3 separate regions of the Homo sapiens genome follow, and all the other regions are linked to region 3. A link is a contact called in ENCODE Hi-C or POLR2A ChIA-PET data. All regions are on one chromosome and are shown on one strand. The core of a region is the stretch at or near the end of the contact, and the rest is flanking DNA. Distances in the headings are between cores, read along the strand shown. Region 1 overlaps LOC105376107 (a long non-coding RNA gene). Region 2 overlaps LOC105376107 (a long non-coding RNA gene). Region 3 overlaps LOC105376107 (a long non-coding RNA gene).

The links. A loop is a pair of places that touch in the nucleus more often than their neighbours do. ChIA-PET counts read pairs that join two places held with the same protein, here RNA polymerase II (POLR2A). Pooled maps may share reads with other maps.
Region 1: a map of OCI-LY7 shows a loop between it and region 3 (7-fold over the local background). The contact joins two enhancer-like sites. A Hi-C loop is called at or near these places in 4 of 168 maps with a recorded cell type or tissue (B cell, OCI-LY7, PC-9 and 1 more), 1 of 37 single-sample maps with no recorded cell type and 2 of 50 pooled maps. POLR2A ChIA-PET finds 5 or more read pairs at or near these places in 3 of 52 experiments (OCI-LY7, activated B cell and common myeloid progenitor, CD34-positive).
Region 2: a loop to region 3 is called in a map of heart right ventricle, with 4 times the contacts of the local background. The contact joins two enhancer-like sites. A Hi-C loop is called at or near these places in 1 of 168 maps with a recorded cell type or tissue (heart right ventricle) and 1 of 50 pooled maps. POLR2A ChIA-PET finds 5 or more read pairs at or near these places in 1 of 52 experiments (H1).

What each region holds. Positions count from the first base shown.
Region 1 is chr9:82,125,409-82,128,868 of GRCh38, forward strand. All of the region lies in intron 1 of LOC105376107 (a long non-coding RNA gene), which reads left to right. Among named protein-coding and RNA genes, the nearest start is that of SPATA31D1, 140 kb to the left of the region's middle. Within about 2 kb of position 2,148, at least 2 of the 41 ENCODE cell types and tissues checked have a DNase peak (open chromatin) inside an H3K27ac peak, as active enhancers do; they include B cell and OCI-LY7, where a contact is called at or near this core.
Region 2 is chr9:82,019,175-82,022,825 of GRCh38, forward strand. All of the region lies in intron 1 of LOC105376107 (a long non-coding RNA gene), which reads left to right. Among named protein-coding and RNA genes, the nearest start is that of SPATA31D1, 32 kb to the left of the region's middle. Within about 2 kb of position 2,182, at least 6 of the 41 ENCODE cell types and tissues checked have a DNase peak (open chromatin) inside an H3K27ac peak, as active enhancers do.
Region 3 is chr9:82,079,003-82,082,395 of GRCh38, forward strand. All of the region lies in intron 1 of LOC105376107 (a long non-coding RNA gene), which reads left to right. Among named protein-coding and RNA genes, the nearest start is that of SPATA31D1, 92 kb to the left of the region's middle. Within about 2 kb of position 1,414, at least 2 of the 41 ENCODE cell types and tissues checked have a DNase peak (open chromatin) inside an H3K27ac peak, as active enhancers do; they include B cell and OCI-LY7, where a contact is called at or near this core.

The sequences.
Region 1 (3,460 bases), core at 898-3,397, 47 kb after region 3:
AAAAGGTGGCTCACTCACGCTTGCTTGTTCTGAGTTGACAGAGTTAGAGGGGATCACTTTTCCTGGTTTCAGATCTTGTAGACATTGGAGCAAAGTGTGTGTGTGTGTGTGTATGTGTGTGTGTGTTTATGTGTGTGTGTGTATGTATGTTGTAAAAAGTTGTATACATTACTGGGGTTAGTGGTCCAAAAATTTTCTAGGCTGATTATATTGAATATTAACACAAATCCTGTATAAAGATCCTTACTTGGTCAGCTCTTTCTAGGAGAAGCACCTACATTTTTTTTTACCCAGCATGAATCCATTTTTGGTAGCTCTGGAAAGGAATCCCAGAAGTGAACATTCCTCTCCTCCGGCTTTCTCTTCAGTTGAAATTCTAAGCTTCTGTGGTCCCTCATTTTAGTTCTATTCTATGGCCCTTATCTCTTTTAATAAAGAAGGAGCAGGTCCACGCAAGCAGAGAAAGCAGGTGTCAGATGCACGCAGACATTGAAGTTTGAAGTATTCCGAACAGAGATCAAACACTGACTTCATGTATGGCAACAGGCACTTGTAAGTTTAGGAACAGCCCAAGCATTAGTCCAGACTATGAAGTCCTTTATTAAAATCTCAAGGGATAACTTTCAAAGTGGAGTTTGAGTGCCCATAGGAGGTAATATATTTTACATATAGCTCTTATATGCAATCTGGGATGTGAGATAGAGTCATTCATTAAACGAATGACGGTAGGAACCCTGGAGGACCTGTAGTCAACAATCTTTATCTGCTGTATGTGTCCCACTGAGGTGCAAGACATTCTCTAAGGCCATAGGCCTAGTGAGTGCCAGCTCATCTCTCACTTATTAAGTGCTTACTATTTAGCCAAATATTATCCTTGACTCTGGAAAGACAGCAAAATAGACATGGTCCCTGTTCTCATGGAACTGATTGTATTGTGTGAGAGCAGACACTTGAAGAGAGATTTCAGTACAGCGTACTAAGAGTGGGATAGATTTTCCTAAAGTGATTTCATCACTTCCTTTAAGCTTCTAAGGTCCTGCTGCTGCAGCTGCTTCTGCAATCATCAGCCAACATTTATATGCTCGATTATTTTATTCTTCACAAACCCCTTTACTATAGCTACTATTATTGGCCCCATTTTATGACTAAGTAAACCGAGGCTAAGGAAAGTAAGCAGCTTGTCTGAAACCATTCTTTTGTTTAACCTGCTAATATGAAAGGATATGACTGCTTCAAATACAAGAAAATACTGTCAAGAGAATGAGAAGACAAGCCACAGACTAGGAGAAAATACTTACAAAAGACATATCTGATAAAGAATGGTCATCCAGAATACACAAAATACTCTTAAAACTCAACAACAGGAAAATGAACAACCCAAATTAAAAATGAACAAAAGACCTGAACAGACATCTTACTAAAATAGTTACATAGATGGCAAATAAGTATAGAAAAAGATGCTCCACATCATATGTCATTCGGGAACTGCAAATTAAAACAATTAGATAATACTATGCCTGTTAAAATGGCCCAAATCCCAAACAATGTCAATACCAAATGCTGGTGAGGATGTGGAACAAAAGGAACTCTCATTTGTTGCTGGTAAAAATGCAAAATGATACAGCCACTTTGGAAAATAGTTTGGCAGTTTCTGACAAAACTAAATATTTTCTTACTATACAAACCAGCAATCTTGCTTTTTGATATTTATCCAAATAAGCTGAAAAGTTATGTTCTCAGAAAAACTTACATATGGTTGTTTCTATCAGTTTTATTCATAATTGCCAAAACTTAGAGGAAAAGTAGATATCCTTCAATAGGTGAATGGATAAATACACTGTGATACATCTAGACAATGGAATATTATTCAGGGCTAAAAATATATGAGCTATCAAGCTATGAAAAGACATAGAAGAACCTTAAATGCATATCACTAAGTTAAAGAGGCCAGTCTGAAAAGGCTACATACTGTATGGTTCCAACTATTCTGGAAAAGCTTTAAAACTATTTGAAAGATCAGTAGTTTCCAGGGCATAGGCAGGACAGAAAGATGAATAGGAGAAGCACAGAGGATTTTTAGGGCAGTGAAACTATTCTGTATGATACTATAATGGTGGAGACATGTCATTATACATTTGTCAAAACTTAGAGAATGTGCAATATCAAGAATGAGCCCTAATGTGAACTACGGGCTTTGGATGATAATGATGGGTCAATGTAGGTTCATCAGTTGTAACAAATGTACCATTCTCGTGTGGGATGTTGATAGAGAGGAAGGTTGTGTTTGTGTGGGGGAAAGTGATATATGGGAACTTTCTGTACTTTCCACTCATTTTTTTCTGTGACCTAAACTTCTCTAAAAATTAGGTCTGCTTAAAAATACTGTTAGCTCTTTTGTTAAGATTTATAAAGAAGGTTATTGTAGCAATCAATGGGCCCCAGGTTCAGCATTTTTTTTTTAACCCACATTAGGGTAAGGGTAACATTTTATTTAGTAGAGCTCTAGGTAGCCTTGAATCTACTAATCACTTCATTTATTTTTAAGTCTTATACAACTTTGGGCAGATGTCAGAAGAAGATGCTAAGGAAAAATACCCTTAAGCAAGAAGAAGAAGGTTATACACCTTAATTTTCTTTTTTAACTTTAGAAATCTCACCATGTTAAACTTCCTCATTTGAAATCTGTTGTTAATGGCTGTTTTCCTCCCACAGATGAGGGTGGGCAGATTATTACCAGTCCATGCTGACTTTGAACAGGGCATACATTATGGGAAGTCCCCACTGAGTTTATTATTAGTCCTGTATATAACAGAAGAAACCTTGAAAACCTCTACCCAACCTTGACCCTTTGTTTCCTGTTTGCGTTATTGTTTGTGGTGGTGTGCTGCTGCCTGACCTACTATAAATGCCAAGTGCACAGCTCCTTTGAATTTCACACTGCAGCCATAAATCGTTTGTCCATTTATAAATAAAATAAAATGTGGGATATGATGGAGCTCAAGAGAGCATATTGTCTGAAACTCTTGGATCTCATTCTCAGCGCAGATGTGCCAAAGCTGTTTGGCACAGTATAAATTGAGCTGGGTGTTAGGACTGTTCACAGCCCCCTGGGGACAGGTGGGCTGGGTACTTGGCTGAGATTGCCTCAGAGCATTAGAAAATGGTAATTGCCTGAGACTTCTTATGTTTTCTCCTGAAGTGTTACTCTCTTCCTGGTTCTCTAGTATAACTGTGAGGGTTGATTTGAAATAGCCAGAAGTATTAATGATTGAGAAAAAAAGTATTATACTCAGACTACATAAAAAGCAGACTCTACAGAGACAAATGTAAAGAGAAAACAAATTCTATTTCTAATCCTATTTTATTTGGTTCGAAAATGCTAGGAAGTTCTGGAAGATTGAACTCCACGTTGATGCTCTACTTTCTACGTTAGTGTTTTTTTTTTTTTTTTCCCATGGAG
Region 2 (3,651 bases), core at 932-3,431, 59 kb before region 3:
TTTTTTTTTTTTTTTTGAGACAGAGTCTTGCTCTGTCACCCAGGCTGGAGTGCAGTGGCACTATCTCGGCACACTGCAACCTCTGCCTCCCAGGTTCAAGCCATTCTCCCTGCCTCAGTCTCCTGAGTAGCTAGGATGACGGGCTCCCGCCATCAAGCGCAGCTAATTTTCGTAGTTTTTTAGTAGATATGGGGTTTTGCAATGTTGGGCAGGCTGGTCTTGAACTCCTGACCTCAGGTGATCCACCCACCTTGGCTTCCCAAAGTGGTGGGATTACAGGCATGAACCACCATGCCCAGCCCATTGGCCCTATTTTGATAATTATTTTCTTTATGCCTTCTTGAAAGATAATAGCTATCTTTGACCTACTACTTGCCAACATGTATATGTGAAGATAGTTTCTTCTATTGTCTGCTCGAGAATGTATGGAGCCCATTTCTAGCTGAAAGGTAGGTAGACGTACTTAGTTCTCAGCATAAATTCTAGTAATTAATATTTATAGGCATTTACCAAGTTGATTCTTCTAGCTAAACAATGGTAGTATCACTTTTTAGCCCCAAGTCTGATTCTTTGGCAGCCTGAGTTAAGGGGGCATAGATTGGTCTCCTAAAATAAACTTTTAAAGGCTTTCCTAGTGTGTTTTCCTTACCTTATAAAATTATGGAATCATTCTACCTAGGATACATTATATGAATTCTGATCCTCATGTACTCTTTGACTACTCTGTCTTTTTATTTTTGGGGACTTGGAGGATATAAAAAGATGTTGAAGAGTCAGAGGAGGAGAAGTATTAAGTACTATGGCTGTCTCACATCACCTTCCATTCAGTTGAGAAATGACCACTTATTTTTCTTCTGATTGGATATAAGCATGTCTCTCCAAGCCAAAGGGGTAGAGAATGGGTGAAAAAGACAATTCTGTAGCCTTCAACTAGGCCATCTTCATTTTCAGAGTGATGTATTGATCAGCCATTGCCTTCTTTGCTCATTTCAGCTCCATTGCTTTAATAGTTAAAGGAAATTCCTTCCAGATTTAGACAATAGTTAGTCAGTTTTTAGCATTGCTGTTTTTAATCTCTTTTTCTGGGTCCGTATAGGTATTTTAGGATAAGGGAGCGGCAGCCAGCCAGATGCCATTTAAAACTAGAATCTCCCATAAGCTAAACTAATCTTAAGGGAAATTTAAAAGTGAGTCTGAGTGAAAGCAAGTTTTTTCAAAATTGAATTGAACAATTAAGTTGCTAAAATAATCTCTTCATTTAAAAATCAATGACATACAAAAATAATTTTATTGTTTGAGTTTTTAAACTTTTTCAAATCTGTGAATCAAGCTCCTCTTGGTGCTTGAATAGGTGCCATCTGCTGAGTTGTAACTGAGCCAGTTCTTGCATTTGGGCCTAAATTTAATATTTAATTCTGATAGATGAAACATGCATCTTTAAAAGCAGTGAGCCATTTGTAGATTTTTAGTTTAATACTTGCCTAAAACTTAGATTTACTTCTTAGTAGTAACTTACATAGATACATTTCTTAAATACACAGATGCTTCTCAACTTATGATGAGGTTACATCCTGATAAACCTATCATAGGCTGATTTATGGTGGTTTGACTCATGATTTTTAAAATTTATGATGGTATAAAAGCAATACACATTTAGTAGAAACCGTACTTCAAGTACCCATACAACCATTCTGTTTTTCGCTTTCAGTATAATATTCAATAAATTACATGAGATATTCAATAATTTATTATAAAAAAGGCTTTGTGTTAGATGATTTTGCCCAAATGTAGGCTAATGTCAGTGTTCTGAGCATGTTTAAGAGAGGCTAGGCTAAGCTATGATGTTTGGTAGGTTAGGTGTATTAAGTGCATTTTTGATTTACAGTATTTTCAGCTTATACTGGGTTTATTGGGATGTAACCCCATTGTAAGTTGAGGATCATCTGTACTTGCTTATACATAACCTATCCTAGGTATCAGTTAGCTATTATTTAAAAAAAAAATAATTGATATGCTTGGAACAATAACCAGAAGCTTAGAACAGTTGAATCTTTAACTCAACTGGGTGGTTTCTGCTGACTTGAACTGGGTTTGGCAAAGCTCACTCACATTTCTCTGGTCAGCTGTGAATTGGCTAGGTGACTTTGCTAATCTTGGCTACACTTAATTGTTTGTCTGGAGCTTTGCCTGGGACACTAGACTGACTCACCTCTGTTCCATGTGTCTCATCCTCCAGCAGGCTAGCCCAGGCATGTTCTTGTGATGAAGGCAGTGGAGAGTGGAGAAGAAAGAGAGAGAGTGAATAAGAGAGAACAAGTGAACACAGAAAATGCACCATACACCTTGAGGCCTAGGCTTGGAACTGACAAAATGCCACTTCCTTCACATTTTATTGGCTAAGCAGGTTGCAAGGGTCCATGAAATAGACTCCATCTCTTAATGGGATGAACTGCAAAGTAACATTTGAAAGGTTGCTGATATACAGAGGGGTGAATAATTATAGTCATTTCTACAATCAATACACTATTTTAGGAAAGGATGGAATGGGACTAGAACCCTATTTTATGCCTCTAGACCCGATTTCTTTTTATTGCACTAGTTTTTCTTCCTACTTACCTATACCATGAGTCTGAATGTTTCTGAGGAAAATAAAAAGCATTTATGTTTTCAGCATAGAGAATCTATATTGAAATGTTACCAATATAGAGAATCTTTTGAAAGTTAAGAAGGATTTTTTCACATTGCTTTACCTGTTTATTTCTTTTGACTATAAGTCTCTGGAAACTCGAACAATAATATTAGGGTTATATAACCCTAGTTATCAGGGTTTTAGGTTCACTTCACATCTTATATTTTTTATCATTAGTATCATTAGTATTTGTGACAGATTCTTTTTGGAAATCAAGTTATAGGATAAGACATAAAACTTCAGGGTGTGTTTTTTCTCACATTGATATTTTTATCATAGCCCACTCACCCCTTGTTACTGCCCTTGCCTTTGTGGACCTAGAGACGGATGAAAAAGATAAAATTGTTATTGAATTGTAGCAGCTTCAAGCTGTCCTGTTTGTTTGTCCCCAGATCTTTCTATGCCAGTTCCAAATTCCCTCTTGCCAAAATTAGGTTTGGAAAAATAATGTATTTCGTATATGACATATGTTTGAAATTAGCAGGAAATGCAGCCAAGATTTGGAAATTAACAAGGAAAAAGTTATTTCTGAAAACAGTTGGGAGCCAAAGAAGAGTGTTTGGCTTAAAACATTAGGGTATTTCATTGTTTAGCAAATTAAATAATTCAAAAAAATCCAAGAAGGAACAACACAGCATTTTTTTTCAATATATGTGGATAGTTCTTATTTAAGAACCTTTTAGACAGAAATTAAATGAGGAATCCAAATGTACCATCTACAGGATATATAATCTTCTAATATCTAGTAAATCTAATTCTTCATGAATTTTTTTGAAATTAAGTCACATACTTCTGTTTGCCCATATGTGAAAAAGAGATTTACTATTGATCTGCTACTTACAAAATAAACAGGAATAGTTGAGGGGACCCAGAACAAGAATCAGATCTTCCCTTTCCAATATGAAGGACTATTTGGACCTGACTTCTTGATAAACACATTATCATTTCTGTATTAAATGTTG
Region 3 (3,393 bases), core at 164-2,663:
ACATGTGCACAACATGCAGGTTTGTTACATATGTATACATGTGCCATGTTGGTGTGCTGCACCCATTAACTCGTCATTTACATTAGGTATTTCTCCTAATGCTATCCCTCCCCCCATCCCCCCACCCCACAACAGGCCCCGGTGTGTGATGTTCCCCTTCCTTTGTCCAAGTGTTCTCATTGTTCAATTCCCACCTATGAGTGAGAACACGCAGTGTTTGTTTTTTTGTTCTTGCGATAGTTTGCTCCCAAGCGCTACAAAGGACGTGAACTCATCCTTTTTTATGGCTGCATAGTATTCCATGGTGTGTATGTGCCACATTTTCTTAATCCAGTCTATCATTATTGGACATTAGGGTTGGTTCCAAGTCTTTGCTATTGTGAAGAGTGCCACAATAAACATACGTGTGCATATGTCTTTATAGAAGCATGATTTATAATCCTTTGGGTATGTACCCAGTAATGGGATTGCTGGGTCAAATGGTATTTCTAGTTCTAGATCGCTGAGGAATCGCCACACTGTCTTCCACAATGGTTGAATGAGTTTACAGTCCCACCAACAGTGTAAAAATGTTCCTATTTCTCCACATCGTATCCAGCACCTGTTGTTTCCTGACTTTTTAATGATCGCCATTCTAACTGGTGTGAGATGGTATCTCATTGTGGTTTTGATTTGCTTTCTCTGATGGCCAGTGATGATGAGCATTAGAAGGGAATTTTAAAAATATAAAATACTCATAAGGGTACATACTCTTAGAAAATTTAAACAAAAAAGTCATTGAGAGTTAATAATAAGGTAGTTGAATTTGAGAATTTCAGTAAAAAATCCTGGATCTCTGAATATAAAGACACTGAATAAACAAAAAGTGCCATTTATTATTAATATAATTAAAAGGGACTTAAACACTTTAAAAATAATGTTTTGGGAGTTTTTGCGCCCCATACAGAGAGGTTACTGAGTATTGATTGACTGAAGGTAAATTCCTACTGTCCAGAGACAAGAGATAAACTCAGTGGAATGGACTAGGTTTTTTTGCTACAGGAACAATGGTGACTTTGTCAAGCAAATTTTTCACTTTGTTTTATTTTCAGTCTATATCTTGTTTTCTATCTCATTTTCCTATATCACTACATATCTATGATTATTATGTAAAAATCACTTTTCTTACTTTGTAACAGATACTGGTTTGCTTTAGAAAGTGTTAAAAATCTAACTTCTGATCAGCTTTAAAGAACATAGTCTCTGGGTGGTCCATGTCTGATCCATACCATTACTTTAACTTTGTTTTGTTACTATTAATATTCAAACAAAAATAGCTTAAGAGGACCTGCCAGATGAATGAGATTGTGTCATATTCCTCTTCAATAATAAAAATCTTGCTAAGGCTGGCACCTGGGGAAAGGCTAGTGAGATTAAAATCAGTGACTCTTTCACCTCCCTTTGCTCTGTCAAGCATAAGAGAAAGAGGAACTGTGAAGCCTTGACAAGGAGAGCAGGGACTTTAATTGAGGGCAAGAAGGGCTCAGGCCTTGTTTCCTAATTATAGATGTTTTTTCAAACATCAGAGGTGCAAATTCAAAATATGTTGCAATTTATTGGTGAGTACAGTCTACTTAAATAAAGGACTGTTTAATTCAAATAAATTTAGAAGGCTTTTTCTTAAGCCAGCTTCATGTATATTATATTATTGTATCCCTGGAGAATGTAAAATTCTGAATGTGGACCTGCACCTTGCTATTTTTTCCCCCACTTGGATCTTCTTTGGTGTGTATGTGACTGTGTTTATATGTGTCTCCTATGTGTCCATCTTATTTTTGGGTGTAGAGGAGAGGTTCCTGATGACTCGCACTCTTTACTTCTCGATACAATCACATACATTACTTTTATAGCTTCCATCCTGCCATTTCAATGAATGGGAAATATGATCACAGGGTAATATGAGTTAATAAGTAATTTTAGGAGGATATTGCTTAAAAATGGTTTTTCAGTTATGTTCCAATTGGTTCCTTGTGTTGATAAAATGAGAGCTTCCTTAACAGTAGAATTCACATCATAAAGTTGAGTTGAAGTTTGAGGATTCTTGCTACCATTTAACATTTAATGGCACTCAATTTTCTGGACTCATATTTTTGACATAGTGTTCTATGTTTCATCTGTCACCGATGAGTCCTACTTGGACCTGTAAGCCAAATGAATGCCACCTATTAAGTGTTGTAGTGTGCTCTTCGATTGTTCATTTATTTAGTAGGTTATTATTAATTTAATGACTATGGTCCTAGTTCCTTTCACATATGGTGCCATCAGTGGAGGAGGGGTTCAAATGTTTCTATGGTATTTATATTTTTTGTTATGTGAATGCCACATAAGCAGCTCTGCAGCCAGAATTTCTTGGTGGCCCAAATATAAAGCCTTATAATTAGAAGTATATGGTGCTATAATAAAAACATTATCAAACCAGCTGTACTAGGTGTACAGATTTTCTGTTTTTATTCATGTGTGTGCATCTATTACAAACACAGCACAAATAGAATATAAAAATAAGTTAACACTCACAGCCAAACCTGTTAAATTTAGTTCAACAAATTGTATGAAACCCTCCATCTGTTTGCTACATTATTCTCACAATGATAATAGGCAAGGCAGATTTGCTAGCTGGGTTTTATAGAGAGAATGGCTTGTTCAAAAAATATGTAATGCACTCCCCTAAATGAAACCACACCAAACCGCATTATTTTCTTCTCTGTGGCTTCGAGTGTTTATGTTGTGATATTACATTTTCACAGATGTTATTACTGATCTGTTGTGCCAAAGAATGATTTTGAAGCTCATTTATCAATAATTATTGCTCTGGCCAGTATGAATGTTCCAAAAGAGCAAGCAAATGTGAGGAACAGATCTTTTGATTTCTTTAGTAATAGGTCATGAATAGCTGTTTCTTGCCTTTAGTACCTTTTTCTATGATTTGCTCTTGGCATTGCAAATACATTTATATTTTCAAAAATACAGGAGGGCCACAAAGGTCTTTACCATGTAATAATTTATAAATTGAATAATATTCACATTGTAGGGTTATTGAGGATTGCATGAGATAAAGAAGTGTCTAGCACCAATGCTGATTTCTTAGCTGATGAAGCTGACTTGACTTACTTAGCTGTCAGCACCTACATCCTGTTAGTAATAATTGTGAATTACTGCAGACATCTCTCAGAATTCCCATGACATGTCTTTCTAGAAAGCCAGAATTTTTCTGAATATAGTTTTATGAACAACTATCTTAGTTCTCAGGTACTAATTCTCTTACTGTCTGAGAACTAAGATAGTTCTCAGATACTCATGATAATTTTTATTTTTTCAATTAAAATGAAAAATTATTTAGCTCCTACTATGTGTGAA